Regions from separate parts of the Homo sapiens genome. Here region 2 is linked to region 1. Evidence: read pairs that join two places in POLR2A ChIA-PET (ENCODE). Cell type or tissue: MCF 10A. All regions are shown on one strand. Region 1 overlaps TMEM245 (transmembrane protein 245). Region 2 overlaps EPB41L4B (erythrocyte membrane protein band 4.1 like 4B).

Region 1 (5,000 bases):
GGAGAATCGCTTGAACCCAGGAGGTGGAGGTTACAGTGAGCCGAGATTGCACCATTGCACTCCAGCCTGGGCAGCAAGAGCAAAACTCCATCTCAAAAAAAAAAAAAAGAAAGACGTATATCTCTAAGTGCTAATAAGGAAAGATGGCCACAGTACAATGATAAATGAAAAGAGCAAGGTACAGAGCTATATGTATGTTATCTCATCTTTGTTTTAAAAAACAAAAAACAAAAACCTTCTACTTTATATGTTCACATGGACAAAGAAATGAATTTAGGAGCCTTTACATCAAGCAGTTAATAGTAACATCTGAATAGTGGGAATAGTGGTAGAGAAAAGGGATAATTCGGCCGGGCGCGGTGGCTCATGCCTGTAATCCCAGCACTTTGGGAGACCAAGATGGGCAGATCATGAGGTCAGGAGTTCAAGACTAGCCTAGCCAACATGGTGAAACCCCGTCTCTACTAAAAATACAAAAATTAGCTGGGCATGGTGGCAGATGCCTGTAGTCCCAGCCACTCGGGAGGCTGAGGCAGGAGAATTGCTTGAACCCGGGAGGCAGAGGTTGCAGTGAGCCAAGATCGAGCCACTGCACTCCAGCCTGAGTGACAGAGCAAGGCTCCATCTCAGCGGGGCCAGGGGCAGGGCGGGGGAAGGAAAGGGATAATTCACTTTTACCATACAAACTTCTGTTCTGCTTATGTTTTTTCAAATGTAACAAGCATATTTTACTTGGGTCAACATTTTGAATCACTAAATATCCTTTAAAATAACAAAAATAAGGATTTGTACATGCATGTTTCACACACAATTTCTAGTCTAGGACCTCTTAGGAGTTTTTTAATTCTTAAATCTTCACTAACACGGAAACATGAGGTTAACAAGTCAACTTTATATATGTTTAGCCTCTGAGCAAACCTATTCAAGTGTGAATTTTATTCCAGGCATTAAATCAATGAGCCACAGTTACAGATAAGAGGGCATATTTTTCCAAACTTATGTTCTCCAAAACAACATGTCCTTTTCAAAATATACATTCCATAGTCGTTTTTATAGCACCAATGTGCTAGACACTACATAAGACTGCATAAAATTTGGCAACATTTACTTAGCACTTCAAGTAAAGGGAACTAATAGGCAATCACATTTTCCTTTCATTTCACACGATTATCCACATATACTTTTCTGGTTAAAAAACATATTAAATGTAGAAAACATTAAGTAGAGACTCTGCCTTTTCAACCATCTTTGTTTCATTTATTGTCATCTGGGTATTAACTGGAAAAACAACTTGGTTGCTTCTGTTACATATTTTTGCAGAACAGTTTCCCAAGCTTTTTTTAGAGAGAATAAAACTACAGGAAGGGTGCAGTGGCTCACACCTATAATCCCAGCACTTTGGGAGGCCAAGGCAGGGGAATCACCTGAGGTTAGGAGTTTGAGACCAGTCTGGCCAACATGGTGGAACCCCGTCTCTACTAAAAACACAAAAAATTAGCCGGGCATGGTGGCAGGCTACTCGGGAGGCTGAGGCAGGAGAATCACTTGAACCCGGGAGGCAGAGGTTGCGGTGAGCCGAGAACGCGCCATTGCACTCCAGCCTGGGCAACAAGAGCGTAAATCCATCCCCAAAACAAAACAAAACAAAAACACCACAACTACAAACCTCCTCCCAAGTTATGGAGCCACAGCCCTAATCATAGCCTCAAGCAGCAACTGCTTCAGGTCCTTAAATTATCCACTTAATTCTAATGTGAAAACCATTCTCTTTGTCATATGGCAACTTAGAGTCAACATTTTTATATTCAAAGTCTTTAACTGAGAAAACTAAGCACTAGAAACTTTCCTCTCCTTGTTTCTTGCTGCCAGGCAAGCAGAAACAAACCTAGAAATGTGTTTAAAAGTAGAACGGTGTCAGCAGTGAATGGCTGACTAACGTCCACTGCTGAAGAGCCTCTTGTGATGTGTAAAATAGAACATCGTGAAATCTTAGAAATTGTTCAAGCCAACCCCTCACTTTATGCAATTGGGACTGAATGTCCCAGAGGAGGGCCCTGGTCTGCCCAAGGTCACAAAGTTAGTTACTGGCAGAGCCAAGTTTAGAACTTCAGGTGTTTTTATCTTTCAGCCACTACTCTCTCCACCTCCTGCTTCTTTAAAAAGATGGGAACAATGGGATCAGAGACCACAGAAAAAACAAATCTATTACTACTGCAAAAAACTAAATGGTCTTCAAATTCTCCACCAAGTCTAAATTAACAGAATGAGGAAGATCAGAATGCCCCCCAACAGAGAGGAATGGTGGAGCAGGGCACGCCATCAGCTTTTTCAAATTTACCTTGCACAGCTCCACCATGGGAAGATGCCAAGAACTGAGTAACATGTGAACCTGGTGCAACAGCTGATTTTTTTTTTAGGTGTTCTGAAATCACTTACTAAGTCAGTGCAATCTCCTAACATATTTGAAACTGCTGAAAAAGAATTACTCATCCCATAAATGATTAGTGTTTCACTTGTAAGAAGCACGGAGTTTTAGGAGACTGAAGAAATCTACAAGTGACATGAAGAGGAACTGAACTGGAAAGAAAAACTAGTGACGAAGAAAAACATAGGTCCAGGCCAGGCGCAGTAGCTCATGCCTGTAATCCCAGCACTTTGGGAGGCCAAGGAAGGTGGATCACCTGAGGTCAGGAGTTCAAGACCAGCCTGGCCAACATGGTGAAACCCCGTCTCTATTAAAAATAACACAAAAATTAGCCGGGCGTGGTGGGTGCCTGTAATCCCAGCTACTTGGGAGGCTGAAGCAGAATTGCTTGAACCGGGGAGGCAGAGCTTGCAGTGAGCTGAGATCACACCATTGCACTCCAGCCTGGGCAACAAGAGCAAAACTCCGTCTCAAAATATAAGAAGAAAAAAGAAAAACATAGGTCCCAAAGACACTAAAAAGGAAAATTGATGGGACCTGGAAAACTGCATAGATATAAAAATAAAAGGGAAGAAAGAAGAGGGACGAATAAGGTTTCTAGATGACTAGAATGCTGATATTTTTCTGATTTTTTCCTAGTAACTGGAATCTTTTTTTTTTTTTTTTTTTTTTTTTTAAGACAGAGTCTCACTCTGTTGCCCAGGCTGGAGTGCAATGGCGCGACCTGGGCTCATTACAACCTCTGCCTCCCGGTTTCAAGCAATTCTCCTGCCTCAGCCTCCAGAGTAGCTGGGATTATGGAGTCGGCCGTCACACCCGGCTAATTTTTGTATTTTTAGTAGAGACGGGGTTTCACCATGTTGGCCAGGCTGGTCTCGAACTCCTGACCTCAGGTGATCTGCCTGCCTCGGCTTCCCAAAGTGCTGGGATTACAGGTGTGAGCAACCGCACCTGGCCTACAATCCACTAAAAATAATTAAACACAATGTATTAGGGAAAACTTTTTAAAAATCCTTATTGAAGGTTACTACAGAGTTTTGATAACAGCAGGACTTCAACTGCTGCTAGGTCTATTGAATGCCATTTACTGACAGCATCAACAGTTCTCTGAATTAGTTTTCTCACATATGAAATCCCTCCCTCCTAGCTCATAAGACATTGAGAGAATGAAATAACACCCATGTAAAAGAACCTAATCTAGTGCCTGGGACATGGCAGATGCTCAAAAGTTGGATCTTAAATGGATGAACTGTCAAGTCATCAAAACAGGGATTCGCTTAAAGGTAACTTTTCTCTCTGCCTCTCTCATCTATACTGCTCTTCAGCAGCAGGCTCATGGTTAAAGTAGCCTAGAAAGCATAAAGACCATGTTCTATAACCAGACAGCCCTGCTTGGGCTCATAAAGCCAAACCGCTGTGAACTGTGGGATGGAAAAGGTCCAGAGTGGGCCTCCTGCCCAGTCACATAACCTACTTTCACTTAATGCCAGGCCTTAATCTGCACTTTCTTTCTTATTTTAAAAGACTGGGGGTGGGGGAGGTCTCACTATGTTGCCCAGGCTGGTCTCAAACTCCTGGGCTCAGACAATCCTCCTCCCTCGGCCTCCCAAAGTGCTGGGGTTACATTAAGCCACTGTGCCTGGCCTTTAATCAGCACTTTTTTTTTTCTTTTTTTTTGAGACAGGGTATTGCTCTGTCACCTAGGCTGGAGTGTACTGGCACAATCTCAACTCACTGCAACCTCCAACTCTTGGGTTCAAGAGATTGCCTCAGCCTCCCGAGTAGCTGGGACCACAGGTGTGCGCCACCATGCCTGGCTAATTTTTTGTATTTTTAGTAGAGACGGGGTTTTACCATGTTGGCCAGGCTGATCTCGAACTCCTGGCCTCAAGTGATTCACCTGTGTGGGCCTCCCAAAGTGCTGGGACTACAGGCGTGGGCAACCCCACCTGGCCTTAATCAGCACTTTTGGATAAGAGCAAGGACTCCTTGTCTTCTCAAGTACACCTCACCCCCATCCAACCATCCATCCTTAAGTGCTGCTTGAGCAGAATGCAATTCCATGCCTTGTTTTTCTTAAACTCAGATTGACCTGAAGGTTCTTTCAAATTTAGCCCTTCTACCACTCCCTACTCACAAATACTTAACTCATACTTTTATGTTGAGTTTGTTTTTTTTTAACCCTCTCTCTTTTTCCTTGCTCCCAACACTTGAGCCAAACAGCTGAATTTCAAGGTTTTTTTGGTTTTTTTTTGAGACGGAATTTCACGCTTGTCACCCAGAATGGAGTGCAGTGGTGCAATCTTGGCTCACTCCAACCTCTGCCTCCCGGGTTCAAGTGATTCTTCTGCCTCAGCCTCCCAAATAGTTGGGATTACAGGTGCCCACCACCACACCCAGCTAATTTTTTTTTTTTTGTATTTTTGGTAGAGACGGGGTTTCACCATGTTGGCCAGGCTGGTCTTGAACTCCTAACCTCAGGTGATCCACCCGCCTCGACCTCCCAAAGTGCTGGGATTACAGGCGTGAGCCACCGCGCCCGGCCAATTTCAAGCTTTTAAAAAATCATTAATTA
Region 2 (5,000 bases), 62 kb after region 1:
CAGAAGGCACCATGCCATCTTCCAGGTGACAAGGGGAGAATTTCACAGTTCGGTCATCAACAGTCTTTTCATCATCTTCTCTCTCTCCAGTTCCTGCCGGAGTGTCTCTGCACTAAAAAAAAGTATGTGACAAAATAGTGAGACAATCCCTCAAAAATTGCAGAAGCAGACAGCTTAAGTATCATCTCCCAGGTTCTTTCCTGATCTCAGTGTTGGACTTTCTTTTTTAGACTCCTTGAGGACTATCTACATTTGCTAGCATTTCAGTGATCTGAAATTGGCTACTTACTGGTTTCTCAGTCCCACCATGCTGAGAGTTCCTGGCTGACTATATGTCATTCATCTCTAAACCTCCAGAGCCTTGCGCAGTATCTGGTGCATGGCAGCCACTCAGTAAAGTGTTTTTTTTTTTTTTTTTTTTTTGAGATGGAGTCTCACTCTGTCACCCAGGCTGGAGTACAGTGGCGTGATCTTGGCTCACTGCAACCTCCACCTCCCAGGTTCAAGCGATTCTTCTGTCTCAGCCTCCAGCATAGCTGGGATTACAGGCACGTGCCACCATGCCAAGCTAATTTTTTGTATTTTAGTAGAGACGGGGTTTCACCGTGTTGCCCAGGCTGGTCTCGAACTCCTGAGCTCAGGCAATCCACTTGCCTCGACCTCCCAAAGTGCTAGGATTACAGGCATGAGCCACCAAGCCCGGCCCTCAGTAAAGACTTTTGAATGAAGATGTCCAGGGGTTAGATTTATTTAAATCATGCTTTAAATTGGTTTCATGTGCATTTTCTCCCAGGCTTTCATTTGATGAATATCTGAGGGAATGTTGTAACAAATAATTAATTATATTTTAATGAATCAAATTGAATGAAGTAAAATTGGCTGTTTTGAGAAGTTGCCTCTGACTTTTTGGACCTCAGGTCCAGTTGCATATCTATGTAACCTGTCTCCACTGTTTAAACACACACACACACACACACACACACACACACACACACACACACAGAGTAAATACACATCTTTTCATTGTTTTTAGTTAGAGATGGGGCCTTGCTATGTTGCCCAGGCTGGACTTGAACTCCTGAACTCCTGGCCTCAACTGATCCTCCCACCTCTGCCTCCTGAGTAGCTGGGATGACAGGCACGAGCCACCATGCCTGGCAAAATACACATCTTTAAAGGCACTAACCAAGTTTAATAATTTCATTCAGGGTAGAAAACAAAGTTTCTACTGTAGCCAACAAGGCCCTACGCAGTCTGGCCTTAACCCACAACTTCACAGGCCTCCTCTATTGTCATTCACTCTGCTCTGGCCACGCTGGCCCCTTAAACTTCCGTAACCATGTCAGGCACATGCTTCCTCAGGAGCCTTAGCACTGGCTGGTTGCTCTGCGCAGTACTCCTCCCAGGTATCTGCAGCTTTCTCTATAGCCCTTTTCAGGGCTCTGCTTAAATGCCACCTCATTGAGGCCATCCCAGGATACCTTATTGCCATTCACAATTTCATTTTCCTCCCTATCCCTTGTCAATATCACACACACGCACACACACACACACACACACACACACACACACACACACTCATTTGTTGTCTATCTCCTCTAACAGCCTACCCTTGTAAACATTTTTTTTTTTTTGAGGCAAAGTCTCACTCTGTTGCCCAGGCTGGAGTGCAGTGGTGCAATCTCAGCTCACTGAAACCTCCACCTACTGGGTTCAAGTGATTCTCCTGCCTCAGCCTCCCAAGTAGCTGGAATTACAGGTGTGCACCACCACGCCTGGCTAATTTTAGTAGAGATGGGGTTTCACCATGTTAGCCAGGCTGGTCTTGAACTCCTGACTTCAAGGGATCCTCCCTTGTGCTGGGATTACAGATGAGAGCCACCGCACCTGGCCCCTTTATAGACATTTCAATAAATACTTACAGAATAAATGAAAGAATGTAGGAAAGGCCTGTACGTGTCACAAACACAATGAACCTAGAGTCTCCCTGGTTTCCCTGTCACCAGAATTACCTGTCGGAACCTGCTGACCTGACCTACCTGGCTGCCAGAGAAACAGGTTTCCGGGTGGTGTAAATGGTCTGCACTGTGGAGACGGTCTCTGTCAAAGGCCTCAGGGTCGCTGCTGGGATCAGCGGGGAAGTCGGGCCAGGACAGCACTGTAATTTACTGTCTCTGAAGTCTGCCTGGAGAAGAAACAGGAAAGAGGAGATCAATCTCAATTTGGGTTCCATTTTCACACTGTCAGTTGCTCCCTAAGCCTTACTCTACAGTTCCTGTTCCTTTTCACTACCAGCTAAAATCGATTGTCATTTTAAGTGATTTTACTTTGTGCCAGACACCATGCTAAGTACTTGACACATATTAACTCTTGACAACCCTTTAAGGTAGCGATTATATTTCCTCACATCTTAGGCACCATCAGTTGTAAGATGCACCATTTTTGCATTTGCCAATCAGAAAGAAACATGTAGCCATTTAAACTTTGTCATGCCCACTATCAAACTTTGTCATGCCCAGTAGTAAACATTCTGATATCGGGAAATGTTAAAAGGTGAAAACAAATGTATATTTTAAAACTGATTTTATGGGGGAAAGTGAGGCTCAGAGAGGTTAAGTAATCTGCCCAAGGTCACACAGTTAGTAAGTGTTAAGAACAGTACTGAGAACCAGGGCTAGCTGACACCATAACTGGGGTTTTTCATTACTGTAGCAGTGGTTCCCAAAGTATGGGCCCCAGACTAGCAGCATCAGCATTATCTTAAAACTTGGTAAAAATGCAAATTCTCAGGCCTCACCCAAGACCACTGGGACCCAAGAATGCCTGGGGATGAAGTCCAACAATACGTGTTTCAACAAGACCTCCAGGTGATTCTTCTGGAGGAATTACAATAAAGCTTCAGAACTACTGGTCTAGAGTATACTGTCTCATTTGGAGAGGATAATATATTCTTGTCATTTTCATTATATAGCAAACTATTCTGTTTACTTGTATATAGAAAGCTTAGAAGATATATAAAAGTAGATCAGGCCGGGCACGGTGGCTCACACCTGTAATCCCAACACTTTGGGAGGTCGAGGTGGGTGGATCACCTGAGGTCAGGAGCTCAAGACCAGCCTGGCCAACATGGCAAAACCCCATCTCTACTAAAAATACAAAAAATCAGCCGGGCACGCTGGCGCACGCCTGTAATCCCAGCTACTCAGGAGGCTGAGGCAGGAGAATCGCTTGAACCTGGGGGCGGAGTTTGCAATGAGCCGAGGTTGCGCCACTGCACTCCAGCCTGGGCACAGAGCGAGACTCTGTCTCAAAAAAAAAAAAAAGTAGATCAATGAAGAAATTCCATAATTCCTTACTGTTGCCATCAGTATATTTCCTCACAGGTTCTCTCTCTCTTCCTCTCTTTCTCTCTCTCTTTCTTTCTTTCGACAGAGTCTCACTCTGTTGCCCAGGCTGGAGTGCAGTTGGCACAATGAGAGCTCGCTGCAGCCTCAACCTCCTGGGCTCAGGTGATCCTTCTGCCTAAGATTCTCAAGTAGCTGTCACTACAGGTGCGTGCCATGCCTGGATAATTTTTTTAATCTTTCGTGGAAACAGTCTCACTATGTTGCCCAGGCTGGTCTCAAACTCCTGGTTTCAAGTGATCCTCCCACTTTAGCCTCCCAAAGTGCTGGGATTATAGGTGTGAGCCACCATGCTTGGCCATTTAGTATTTTTTCAATGCATAGTTTTTGTTTGTTTTATATTTTTGATAATACCAGCTATATATTTTATAACTAGATTTTTCATGCTAGTTCTTGGCCCTGACCTTGGAGAAACTTATTACATGAGTTTCTAAAGAAGACACTCTGATCATCAAATGAGCAGTATCTTCTTTTTTTTTTTTTTGAGTTGGAGTTTTGCTCTGTTGCCCAGGCTGGAGGCCACAATCTTAGCTCACTGCAACCTCTGCCTCCCAGGTTCAAGTGATTCTCCTGCCTCAGCCTCCTGAGTAGCTGGGGTTACAGGTGCCTGCCACCGCACTCAGCTAATTTTTGTATTAGTAAGTGTAAGTGTTAAGAACAGTATTCAGAACAAGGGCTAGCTGACACCATAACTGGGGTTTTTTTTAGTAGAGATGGGGTTTCACCATGTTGGCCAGGCTGGTCTCGAACTCCTGATCTCAGGTAATCCACCTACCTTGGCTTCCCAAAGTGCTGGGATTACAGGCATGAGCTACTGCACCCAGCCTTTGATGCCATTTTTTATTCTTTCTGAAAAAAGAGGAAAATTTGCACTGATGGTGCAAAGGTGATAGTAAGTAAATGGGGCAGGGCCTTGGCATGAATTGAGGTAGTGGCACCAAACTGTACTAGTAGTCATTGTGTTCTTGATTGCCATATACTTCAAGTAAAAAAAAAAAAAAAAAGCCAGTTTCACTAAAGAATGACCTTGAAGAAGCAGTAAAAATTACATTATTAAATCTCAACCCTAAGTATCTGTTTTTTAATATTTGTTGAATGAGGAAATGAATGAGTGAATGAATGAACAAGCTTCCACTGGAACAAAGCAGGTAACAGAAGGACAGAGCCAGATTAGAAAGAAGCATGTAGAGCAGAAATCTGGCCAGAGCCAGGCAGGGCTCCCCACCCTAGATGGACCAACATACTCGGCTGAGTATGAGCAGAGACCCAGTTAATACACCTGAATACAAAGTAGAAACTGGTTTTGGGATCAAGCAAGAGCCCAGCTGTTGAAACCCAGCTCCATCAATGCTAGATCGACTGCCAGACCAACTTTGTGCAGAGCTTCCCAGCGCTGCTAAACAACCCCTGTCACTGTCGCCAGGATAGGTCTGGAGGCCTGTGGAGAGGCCAAACCTGCAGAAAGTTCAAGTGTCATGATCTTGGCAGGAAGGAGATGAGAACACTACACACAGGGGTGAGAAAATTGAGAAGCTGAAGCCCATGAGCTTGGCTTCTGTTACCATCTACCTGTCACTGCCTCCCTAGTCATTGTTT

Evidence for each region. Peaks named below come from ENCODE experiments on the same cell type or tissue, not always from the same donor. Only the 100,000 strongest peaks of a DNase experiment are listed, where the experiment ranks them.
Region 2: POLR2A ChIA-PET joins it to region 1 with 6 read pairs; 6 of 35 experiments call an interaction of 5 or more read pairs at or near these places.

Annotation. Positions count from the first base shown.
Region 1 is chr9:109,112,448-109,117,447 of GRCh38, forward strand. The region is part of intron 1 of TMEM245 (transmembrane protein 245); the gene reads right to left. Among named protein-coding and RNA genes, the nearest start is that of TMEM245, 5.0 kb to the right of the region's middle. In MCF 10A, no CTCF peak of the experiment used is centred here; a DNase peak (open chromatin) is centred at 2,444.
Region 2 is chr9:109,174,512-109,179,511 of GRCh38, forward strand. EPB41L4B (erythrocyte membrane protein band 4.1 like 4B) reads right to left here. Exons shown (of 26, transcript NM_019114.5): 25 at 2,040-2,185; 26 at 1-112. The coding sequence ends at 43. Among named protein-coding and RNA genes, the nearest start is that of FRRS1L, 9.8 kb to the left of the region's middle. In MCF 10A, no CTCF peak of the experiment used is centred here; no DNase peak of the experiment used is centred here.